3 separate regions of the Homo sapiens genome follow, and all the other regions are linked to region 2. Evidence: chromatin contacts called from ENCODE Hi-C or POLR2A ChIA-PET data. All regions are on one chromosome and are shown on one strand. The core of a region is the stretch at or near the end of the contact, and the rest is flanking DNA. Distances in the headings are between cores, read along the strand shown. Region 1 holds the start of DLGAP1-AS1 (DLGAP1 antisense RNA 1). Region 2 holds the start of SMCHD1 (structural maintenance of chromosomes flexible hinge domain containing 1). Region 3 has its middle 34 kb from the start of MYL12-AS1.

Evidence for each region. Hi-C counts contacts between places; a loop is a spot of excess contacts on that map. ChIA-PET counts read pairs that join two places held with the same protein, here RNA polymerase II (POLR2A). Pooled maps may share reads with other maps.
Region 1: a loop to region 2 is called in a map of CD8-positive, alpha-beta T cell, with 6 times the contacts of the local background. The contact joins the promoter of DLGAP1-AS1 here to the promoter of SMCHD1 in region 2. A Hi-C loop is called at or near these places in 5 of 168 maps with a recorded cell type or tissue (B cell, CD14-positive monocyte, CD8-positive, alpha-beta T cell and 2 more), 11 of 37 single-sample maps with no recorded cell type and 22 of 50 pooled maps. POLR2A ChIA-PET finds 5 or more read pairs at or near these places in 5 of 52 experiments (B cell, CD4-positive, alpha-beta T cell, GM10248 and 2 more).
Region 3: a pooled map shows a loop between it and region 2 (6-fold over the local background). The contact joins the enhancer-like site here to the promoter of SMCHD1 in region 2. A Hi-C loop is called at or near these places in 5 of 50 pooled maps. POLR2A ChIA-PET finds 5 or more read pairs at or near these places in 2 of 52 experiments (HEK293 and activated naive CD4-positive, alpha-beta T cell).

Annotation. Positions count from the first base shown.
Region 1 is chr18:3,591,824-3,595,363 of GRCh38, reverse strand. DLGAP1-AS1 (DLGAP1 antisense RNA 1) reads right to left here and starts at 1,250. Exons shown (of 3, transcript NR_024101.1): 1 at 1,124-1,250; 2 at 880-944. The region is part of intron 7 of DLGAP1 (DLG associated protein 1); the gene reads left to right. RefSeq lists enhancers at 1-78, 1,491-1,610 and a silencer at 199-493.
Region 2 is chr18:2,654,301-2,657,956 of GRCh38, reverse strand. SMCHD1 (structural maintenance of chromosomes flexible hinge domain containing 1) reads right to left here and starts at 2,231. Exons shown (of 48, transcript NM_015295.3): 1 at 1,696-2,231. The coding sequence starts at 1,881. It also overlaps the pseudogene CBX3P2. RefSeq lists silencers at 1,529-1,708, 1,939-2,388 and an enhancer at 3,423-3,656.
Region 3 is chr18:3,294,707-3,298,493 of GRCh38, reverse strand. No RefSeq gene overlaps it. Among named protein-coding and RNA genes, the nearest start is that of MYL12-AS1, 34 kb to the right of the region's middle. RefSeq lists enhancers at 1,209-1,288, 3,449-3,743. Within about 2 kb of position 1,398, at least 21 of the 41 ENCODE cell types and tissues checked have a DNase peak (open chromatin) inside an H3K27ac peak, as active enhancers do.

The DNA of each region.
Region 1 (3,540 bases), core at 1-2,500, 940 kb before region 2:
AGAAGTTTTAGACCTCAGCCTCTGGCCCTGGGCCTTCTGAAATGACCTTCCTCCAAACACCATTTAATTTCCGCTAACTTAGTTAATGAATGGAACTTTCTGAAGACAGCAGTTACTTTGATCTGAACCCCTTTCCTAGTTTCCAGTTAACATAGCCAGAGGGAGACAGAAGGGGTGCCCGCCTCTCAATGGGTGCCCTCTCCTCCTGCGTGGCTGGAGCAGCTCCCAGCTGTAGCTATTCCTCTAACGCAGAGAGAGCTGCAGAAAGCAGTTCCCAAAAGGAAGAAGGCAAGTTACAAATACCGCCGTTGGCATTTTCGTGGGTGTTTCCCGCCACATAGAGATAAAAGCTTTGAGGTGGGGCTTTGAGGCACACTCTCTGGGTAGCTGGGCCTGCAGTCTGGAAATCCTAAGTAATCCTTGCAAATAGGCTAACTGGAAGCCAGCAATACAAATGAGCAGTGCTTCTGGCCTGAGAGAAAGGTGTCTGCATTCAAAGTACAACTTCAGATAAAAATGGAAAATGCCAGTCCCACCCTGCAGGAATCCTGTTTCTGGGCTGTTTATCCTCACTGCCATCCACCCTACCCTTGGCTGTGACTAGGATGTGAAGAAAGAGATTGGGTGGAAAAGGCTACCGCAGCTCTTGCTCCGTTTAACTCACCACCTTAAAAAACATGGCCTTGGCTGCTGCTTTAAAACAACAACAACGAAAATCCCCAGCCCCAACCCAGAGGTTTAACCCTGCAGCTAAGGTGAAGTTTTTGTTAAGGTGATAAGGTAAAAAAGGACGCCATTCTGAGCCTTGACTTCCACTCTTCATACTTTTCGGAAGACAAGTCCAGCAAAGACCTCCACCCCTTCCAAAGAGCGACTTACCTCGTAGCTGATCCACAGATTGCAACGTACAGATGTGATGTTCCAGGCTTGGCCACAAGGGGACACTAGAGAGTAGGACTGCCCGCGTCAATGTTTTGTTTTTTACAGACTTTTGGTTGGGAGGGAGGGAGGGAGGGAGGGGGGTGTGGGAGTGGTGGGGGAGATGCTGGCTTTAAAAAAAAGTCCATTTGTTCCCTGAGATTGTGCCACTTGCCCTTTTATAAGTCAAAGGTTGCCACGTTACCTGTTGCCAGGTTCCTGAGAGTGCTTGGGGAAAATGTGGGCGAGAGAGGCACAGCACAGTCCTCCGGCTTGGTAGGTTTCAAGCTCTTTTGACTGGGCTGGCGCTGACATTTGCAGGGGCAGCTGCTGTGGATTGCCTGCGCATTGTTTGGCTGTAGTTCTAACAGAGGAGTGGCTGCGTCTGACATCATTTCCAGGCATCAAGTGCCTGGGGCTTTTTTTTTTTTTTTTCTTTAATGACGAACTCTCTGACCCCTCCCTGCCTGGATTTTTGTACAGTACATGCACTGTGCAAAACAGCCTCCACTCAGGAAGCCCAAGTTTTGTAGCAGCTTGTTGAAACAACTTGGGTGCCTTTTAAAAAAAATAAAGTTGTGACTCTGAAACAAACCTTTCCATTCTTCCTCCTTGCTGAGAACAATGTTGCGTTTGATTAGCAGCGCAGCCAGTGCTTTCTGAAAGATCTGCTCTCCCCAGAAGAGGCGGCTGCTATCAGTTGAATAGATCTCTAGGCCAGACATGCCGAGGCTTGGGGCATTTGTCTGGCGTTAGGAAGTGTCTGGAATACTAGCAACTACCAACTGGCGTGTCTTATGACTACAGGAATTATTACACTACCCTCCATTTCATTCACATCCCCTCTCCTCCCCTTACACACACACACAAGCATATTTTTTTCTACTTTAGAAAAAGTTGAGCGAGTCATCTTGTGGTTTCCGTGGAGGATGTAACTGGGAGAGAAGACTGTGGGATACCTTGTATCTCCCAGAGGGGGGCCGGGAATCATGGTGTATGACCCACCCCAACAGCCTCTGATCTCTGCCTTCTCACCACTGACCGCCACGCTTTGGGTGGCCTTAAATGTGAAGCTGTAAATATTTTGAAATAAGGTAGTGATTTTTCCATGTGCATTTTGTTTTGTGGCATTTCTCTCCTTCTGCAATATTTTAAAAGTTGCAACTGTGCACCCCTTGTTGACCACTCCAAATTCATTCATTCACTGAAACTTAAGAGTTCCTGCAGAGTGAGGATGGCTGTGCACGAAGGAGTCCCTCGTGGAAACCACGGTGCTTTAGTGGACAAGGTGTTTACTAGAGAGTGTTTACTGGCGGGGGGCGGGGGAGATAAACAAAGGTGGTTTGAGTTAATGGTCAGATGGGAGTTGGAGCCCTGAGTACTCTAACTCTGTCACTGAATCTCTAGATGAGTTAGGGATGTCCGTTGCCTGCTCTGAGCCTTAATATTTTCATCAGTTAAATGGGGATAGTGGGATCTTTCACATATGTGAGATCATGTCTATTTTCTTCTTTTTCTTTTCTTTTCTTTCTTTTTTTTCTTTTTCTTTTTCTTTTTCTTTTTCTTTCTTTCTTTTTCTTTTTTTTTTTTTTTTTTTTTTTTGAGGCAGGGTCTTGCTCTGTCACCTAGGCTGGAGTGCAGTGGCACAGTCATGGCTCATTGCGGCCTCCACCTCCCAAGCTCAAGTGATCCTCCCACCTCAGCCTACCGAGTAGCTGAGACTTCAGGCGTGCACCACCATGACCAGCTAGTTGTTGTTGTTTGGGTTTTTTTGAGACGAGGTCTCACTCTGTTGCCCAGGCTGGTCTCCAACACCTGGGCTAAAGCGATCCTTATGCTTCAGCCTCCCAAAGTGCTGGGATTACAGGTGTGAGCCACCACACCCAGCCCCCATGTCTATTAAGTTCTTAGCACAGTGTCCAGTACACAGAGTAAGGATTTGCTCTCTGGTGATTAGGAAGATCTAATGGCATGTCACGGGTCTGGACTGAATCTCATCTCATCATCTTTGTTGTTGCCAGGGTTTGCGCATTTTTGCCGGTGGAGGACTCCAGCCAGACCGCTGATTTGTCTGGCATTTGTTGGAAAGTCCGGCCAGCATAACACATCACCGCAAGGAGCAGGAGCCCTATGATGCACTGTTAAGTGCACAACTATGGGGTCTGCTTGGCTGGAAGCAGCAGCAGCAAACTTGTCTATTAGTTATTTTGTCCTCATCAGTGCCAGCTGCTTTCCCAAGATGGCAGAACATTCATCATTGCTACCAGACAGCCTCGTTGGAGCTCTTTCTCTGGCCTCCTTTTTTGGCTTCTTTCTTCAGCTCTTCAGCATCATTCTCTGTGGGACCCTCCCTAGTTTGCAAATTCTTGTCTAAATTTCACTCATTATCATAACCATCCAATTTGAAAGAAACCTTGTCATCTAGTTGAGCCCCCTATCAGATGTTGGTACAATTGCTATAGCCTCCCAGCCAAAAGATGTGCTGGTCTGTGCTTGAACAGGTCCAGGGGCTGAGAACTCCCTCTGTTATGAGGTCCTCATATTCCTTCTATGGACGGACAATCAATGCCTGGAGAATTATTCTTTATGCCTCTCTGAGCCCTTGCCTTTGTTGTTCCTTTG
Region 2 (3,656 bases), core at 982-3,481:
AAAAAACATAGCTGGGCATGGTGGCGCTCACCTGTAGTCCTGGCTACTTGGGAGGCTGAGGTGGGAGGATCACCTGAGCCCGGGAATATTTGGGCCTGGGAAAATGTTTATTACAGCATTACTTAAAATCAAAAAAATTAAAAGTAATGTAAATGTCAACAGAAAGGAGAGATTCGGTTATGTAAATAGTGGTAGCAAATGGACCATTTCAAATTTTGATTTGAAGACCTACGTTTAAAGAAACTTCTGACACTATTAAGTGAAAAAATTAATAGAATATAAAACACATATTTTAGTAATTTAAAAAATGGAGTGGGAAGGAGGAGGAAGGCTGAAAAGACATAACCTCAGGTGCTAAGAGTAGTCATATAGTAGTTTTACAGCGAGTAAAAGATTTACTTGTTTCCCCCCTCTGGTTCCATATTTTCTTTAATGTACTGATATTTTTACTATAAACACAATAAACGTAAAAAGTTTCCCTTTTGTAGAATGGTTCTGAATAGAAAGCATTCAACAAAAAAGATGAGCATTCATTCACTTTTCAAACACAACGGGAATCTACTACGTTCAGGCACAGAATTAACTTGAGGGGATAGGTTTTTGTCTTCATTCATTTATCCATTCTAATCTGGGCATTTACAATGTCGCAGGCACAGTTCTAGACGCTGGGACTACAGCTGTGAACAAAAGAAAGTCCTTACTTCTCCAATCGTTTTCATTCTACGGATCACGATTTCAATTATTTCAGCAACCATACAGTTATATGGTCTAGAACATTTCTAAACCTATCAGCCTCACGACAAAACACGGCTTCAAAGTTCTTTTTTTCCCTTGGACGCTAAGTGTTCTTAACAGCTTAAAAAGGGACCTCATATGGTTAATTCAGAGCATGACAATATTCCTTCTTCAAAGCTCAGGCAATGCCACCACCTCATATCTATAAAGTACATCACAGTTTAAAGCGGATTTCCCTCCACGTTCATTTTCAAAGCGAACCAATACACGGGGTAGGTACGTTTTCTGGTGCTCCACAGCCACCCATACCAACCTTTGACTTGGTTTGGAAATTCCCAAGGGTTAGGGCTCAGACAGGCAGAAGGCCAGCTCTACCTGCAGAGCTGACCTGGACAAGTGTCTCCGTGCGGAAGGATCCCCCCCGCCGCCCCGCCCCAGAAGGACCTGCAACCTCGACAGGGCAACCCGGGGACACCCCGCATCATCTAATGAACTTGGGGGAGATGACTCCGGGCATTTCACAACTTCCCACCGTCGCAACACTCACAACAGAGCCCCTGGGCGTTAACTCCCTTCTCTCGTTTTAAAAAAGTTACAAAGTAAAAACAGACACCACCAACGGCTTTCCCTAGACTGCAGGGCCGCAACCGGGCTAAGCTCGCCCAGGGCCAACAAACGCTGAGCTCTCCACCCGGGCCGGCAAGGCCTCCCGTAAAAGGAGCGGAGGCAGAGGGAGGGCCACGGGGGAGCCGGCCCTGCACTTCGAGGCCCGGGCCAGGGCCCGCCCGAGGCGTCCGGCCACCAGGTCACGGACATGGCGGGCACACGGGAGAGGGAAGCCAAGGCCGCAGGACCGGGACCGGGTGACAGGTTTATTGCCCTCAGTGAGCAAGTTGAGTTTCTCATCACCCTCCCGCCCCCAAGTCTACACGCGCATCCCTTCCTCGCCCCTTCGCGTACCTGACACACACACGCGCGAAATCCCGCGTAGTCCGAGCGCTCCCCGACCTGCAGAGGCCGGTCCCCGAGCTCGGACTCCTTTTCGCGCCGATCAAACAAGTACACCGTCCTGTGGCCGACGCCTCCGCCATCCTCCTCAGTCCCCACAGAGGCCCCACCAGGCCCGCCGCCGTCCGCCGCTGCCATATTGGGGAAAAGGAGAAAAGACAGCGACGCCTGCCGCCGCCGGGCTCAGGGCTGAGGTGCGCGCTCCGCGCGGCGCCTTCAGCTCCAGCTCCCGGGGCGGCTCGAGGCCTCGGCCCGGCGCGCTGCAGCTCCTCGTCAGCGGCGGCGGCCGAGCAGCGGCAGGCGCGAGGATCACCCGGGAACCGATTCAAACGCGCTCCTGCCCGTGCACCACGTCACTTCCGCGGCCCGCCACTCCTGAGGAGAAGGGGACGCGCGGCGCGCTCCTCACCGGGCCCGGGCCCAGCGCCTATCGCCGCCCACGCGAGCCTCACGGTGCGACCCGCGACCAGCGCCGCCGCCGGGACTGTGGCGCAGGAGGAAGAGCGGTGGCGGGTGGCGGGCGGCGGGCGACAGCGAGGGGCGGGGCGAATCCAGCAGGCCGCGCGGGCAGGGGCGGGGCTTCGCCGCGCGCGCGCCCGGGGCCCGCCCCCTCGGCCCTCGCGAAGTTGGAAGGAGGCTGAGTCTTTCGCGGCTGCCTGCGCCCTGCGGGTAGTCCTCAGAGGCCGAGGCGGGAGAGCAGGGCTCGGGGGCAGCGGGGGAATCTCCCGAAGAGCTGTGTTCTCTCTGTGGAAAGGGCCCCGCTGCCTTCCCGCCTCTCCAGGATCCCGACTGAGCTTGTAGGTGCCGCGCCGGCTGACTGAGCCCTCTCTGGCTGGGTCGCGTGGACGCGGCGGCGGGAAGCTTCAGGCCGGCGGTACTCGCCGGGCGCAGAGTCCACCAAAGCGAGCACGTGGGTCCCTCTGCCGAGAAAATAGGCGCTACGAGAGCCGGCGCCCCTTTTTCCTCCTCATTTCTTAGTAGTACTGGGTGGGCTCCAGCGTGGGCCCCCGAGGCAAAGCGGGTCCGTGAGAACGTCAGAAGGGCGCTCTGTGACGTCACAGCGTCCCCGCCCCCCGCACCCTCTGGGGGCCCTGGAGCGCCGACGGCATTCGGGGTACGGGGGTGACTCCAGCGCCCTAGTTTTAACGCTGCCTGCGCTTCGCGGTCTCCCACGTGCGTGTAAATTCTGAAAGAACCCACGCCACAGTTACTAGGGTTAAATTAGATGTTCGCAAAATTCTTAAGGCCTAATACGTTTTCAATCAAAGCCTTTAATCGTCGTTACCGGGCAGCGTTTCATTAACTATCCTCATCGTGGGCAGGTAGTGCCCTAACTCAACAAATAAAATGCCATTGTTAGAGGACTAGGTTTACTCTCCAGTTCTTAGAAATCGTGAATACTGTATACTTGAGAGTGGTATGTAAATTCAGAAACCCAAAGGTAGCAGATAGAGGGGTTTTTCAAATCTCAGAATATAAGCCTGGATAATAGTGCGTTTTCTGTTTTACTAGGTTTGCTAAAACCTTATATGGACAGACTTACAAAGTTAGTGTTATGTTAGAAACCTAGATTTGCTTGTGGATGTCAAGACGTTTCAAGATCGTGGGGAATGTGTGTATAAATTGACTACACATATACTAGAGGTAGACACCAACTAGAACGAAATTGTGAAGGCGTGTTTGGGGAACATACATTGTTTGGCTGGAAGTGAGGAGAACTGAGCGGTAGATGGTGGAAGATAAAATTGGAAAGACATAAACTGTGGCCAAATGCCGTTCATGTTCCTTAAGGTGGAGGTGGAGGAAAAGAAAACAAAAAAGTAACCCCCGATTCTAATGGAATTTCTTTGAAGTCTGATGTTTTATTTACCTTTCAAATTCATGCGAATGTCTCATTCTATTCCTTTATATAG
Region 3 (3,787 bases), core at 149-2,648, 640 kb before region 2:
GAAGGCTAAAGATAGGATTCGAATTCCTTCTGGTTTGTAAATTTTATACTGAAAAGTCTACTATTTGTCTGATAGGTTTCCCTTTATAGCTTACCTGATGCTTTTGACTCACTGCTCTTAGAATTCTTTCCTTCACACTGACTATAGATAGTCTGATGACTATGTTCCTTGGTGATATCCTTTTTGCAATGAATCTCCCAGGACTTCTTTGAGCTTCTTGTATTTGGATGTCTAAATCTCCAGCAAGGACAGGGAAGTTTTTCTCAATTATTCCCTCAAAGAAGTTTTTCACTTTTTTTTTTTTTTTTTTTTTTTGCTTTTTCTTCTCCTTCAGGGACACCAATAGTTCTTATACTTGTCCATTTTACATAATACCATATTTCTTGGACGCTTTATTCATTTCTATTAATTCTTTTTTCTTTATTTTTGTCTGATTGGGTTAATTTGAAAGCCTTGTCTTAGAGCTCTGAAATTCTTTCTTCTATTTGGTCTAGAATATTGTTAAAACTTTCCAGCTCATTTTGTAATTCCCTAAATCCCTAAATGTGTCCTTCATTTCAAAAAGTTCTGGTTGATTTTTTAAAAAAATCTATCTCTTTAGAAAATATTTCATCTATATCCTGAATTGATTTTTAAATTTCTATATGTTGTTTTTCACCTTTCTCTTATATCTCCTTGAGTAGCTTAATGATCAACCTTTTGAATTCTTTGTCTGGTAAAGATTTCTCAAATGCCAGTAGTAGTAGTAATGAATTGGTCATGTGGACAGACTCAGGACCCCCTGGTTAGCCAGAACGATGCAGGCAATGGTGACAGCTGAGGTCATGCACAAGTTTTCTCCTTCCTTGGTGCAGTGTTACACTACTTGGAGATGCTGTAATGGACTGTCAATTGGCCTCCAGCCAGAAGGTGGCGCTTGCCAAAGAGCACCAGCTGCCGTAGTAGCAGTGGGATTTGTGCTTGCCTCATGTTACCCAGGGGAGGTACTCTGGTGACTCAGGTAATGGGTGGGGCCATAGAGCGCCAAAAAATTTCTGTCCTTTGTGTTAAGCTACCAGAGCAAGTGAAGGAGCAAAGCCAGGTGGCGGCTGGATCAGGCAGGTTCACGCTGTGGCTCCCCACATGCGGGGTAAGCAGTGGCCCCTGTGGGGGTCAGAGAGCATTTTTCTGGCCGCAGGGGTAATGTTGCAGGGAGGGGTGCAGCTGCCTCTGCTGCACAGAAGTCTCTCTACAGGGGTTGGGGAGTAGCAGGCGGCAGTAAGCCCCACCAGCGCCCATGCACTTGGCAAGGCCGGTCCCTCACCCGCAGGGTTCCGCTTGCAGCAGCTCGTTAGAATCCAGGCAGTCCGCATTCAGAACTCAAGACTGCCCCATGCCATAAGCCTTCCTGAAGGAGAGAACAACCAATGCTTTCAAGCCACGCCCCTCCCAGTCTGCCCGTGAAGCAGGGGCGCCCAGCTCCTGCACCCGTGGCTGCAGCACATTTCCCAGTCACTCCTTGGTTCTGCCCAAGGGGGTTTGTCCCCATTCGGCATTATATTGTGAACCCAGTTGGGAACTTCTGCCAACCTGTGACTGCTGTCTGAGTTAGCTGGCAGATTTCTGCACAGTCCTCTGTGAGGTAGGGTCGGGAATGTCTTCCCTCCATCCTCACTGGAGCCTGGGAGTGCATGCAAAGCCCGTCCCAATGATGCTTTTTCTCATACATTCCCCACTGCTCACTAAAATCAGCTCCATTGCTGGATAGGGTTAAGTTCTTCCCTCATGGGCCTCTATTGCCAGATTCCCAAGTGGGAGTGTATGTTCCAGAGGCAATTTATTCCTCTTTCACTCTGGGGAACTTAGTTTTCCACTGGCTTATGGTGTAGGCTGCAGCCCAGTGCTTCTTTCAAAGGGTCAGTGGCTTCTTTCAGTTCTCCTGTTAAGTTCCTGTGTTGCTTCTAGGAGAAAAGTTCACAGTGTGTGAGTCTCTACACACTATCTTGTCTTTCCAAGTGGAAGAGGCATGCTAACACTGCCTCCAATCTGCCATCTTGGGAGCAACAGAGTGAGAACTTGTCTCTTAAAAAAAAGGTGGGGAGGCCGGGCGCGGTGGCTCACGCCTGTAATCCCAGCATTTGGGAGGCCAAGGCAGGCAGATTATGAGGTCAGGAGTTCGAGGCCAGCCTGGCCAACATGGTGAAACCCCATCTCTACTAAAGATATAAAAAATTAGCCGGGCGTGGTGACGCCCGCCTGTGATCCCAGCTACTCAGGAGGCTGAGGCAGGAGAATCGCTTGAACCTGGGAGGTGGAGGTTGCAGTGAGCAGAGATAGCGCCATTGCACTCCAGCCTGGGTGACAGGGTGAGACTCTGTCTCAAAAAAAAAAAAAAAAAAAAAAGTGGGAGGGGAAGCGGTCTTTTGTTTTAGAGATATCTGCTTTAATATGTATGAACAAATATCAGTGATTTGCTGACAAAATGATTTGTCAGTGATTTACTTCAAAGTAATCTAGTGATGCAGGTAAGAGGGCTGAGGGATAATGATGAAAGGAAAATGGGAGGGGTTATAGATGAAACAAGTTTGGCCATGAGCTGATTATTATTGAAGCTAGGTGATGCCTACAAGGGGATCCATACATTATTTTCTCTTTGCAATACAATCCTGACCTGGAGTAAGGTCAAATTTCACAGGTTAAGGGAACAGCCACTCACAGGATGCCTCTTACCCCAGATACCAGCTGTTATATGTTCCAGGGTTCCTGAGCCACCGGTGCTTCTGACCAACTGACCACAAATGCAGGGATTCCCACTAACTCCTCAGGTTTAATAATGGACCAGAACAACTCACAGAATGCAGGCACGCACTATACTTAGGCTTAGTGTTTCATTATAAAAGACACAAACCAGGGACATCCAAATGAAAAGGTGCAGGGAGCAAAGTCTGGGAGGGTCCCAAATTCAAAGCTTCTTTATGCTCAGGACCTGTCATCCTCCTGGCACACTGATGTATGATTATCAACCTGGAAGTTTCCCCTAGCTTTCATGTCCAGAGTTTTTATTTGGGTTTTATTTTGTAGGCATGATTGGTTGAATCATTGGCAGTGTGATCGAATTCAGTCTCCAGCCCCCTGCTCCTTCCTGGGGGTCAGAGGTCAGAAGTCAGGCTGATATCCACATTGCTCAAAGCCCCAACCCTCCAGTCACATGGATGGCTTTTGTGGCATGTCCAGCCCCTATCCTGAGTGATATCATTAACATAAAGTCAGGCATGATCTGAGGATATTATTTCATAGAAATACAGCCTTCCACAAACGTTGGAACTGGTTAAAGAGTCTCTGTAAGACTGTAGTCCTTTCATCTGGTACTGGAGCTTGAAGTCCAGAGGGCAGAGAGTTGGAAAGCGACAATGGATATAAAGTGAGGAAGATCAAGAAAAGACTGGAACCCACAGCATGAACTAGAACCCAGCAGGACAAATTGAAACTCATGTCAGTTCATATTCCTTCTGGTGTTGATAGTGGGGACCCAACCTCATGGAACTAAACACACACACACCAGGCCCAGGAGTCAGGGAAGCTGAGGGAAAACCCAGTGGAAGGTAGAGCAGGCCCAGCTGCCGCTTCATGCTGATGAGGTGAGTCAGCAGATCAGCAACAATGTGTGTGAGCTACAAAATGACTGCAGCTTCCCATCTGCTTTCTGAATCTCACAAGAATCTCCCTCATGGCCCACCATAACCAGAAACATACAAGAAACAAAATTGTGGAAAACGTAGTTCAGCTTAGCCAAGTCAATACATTACAA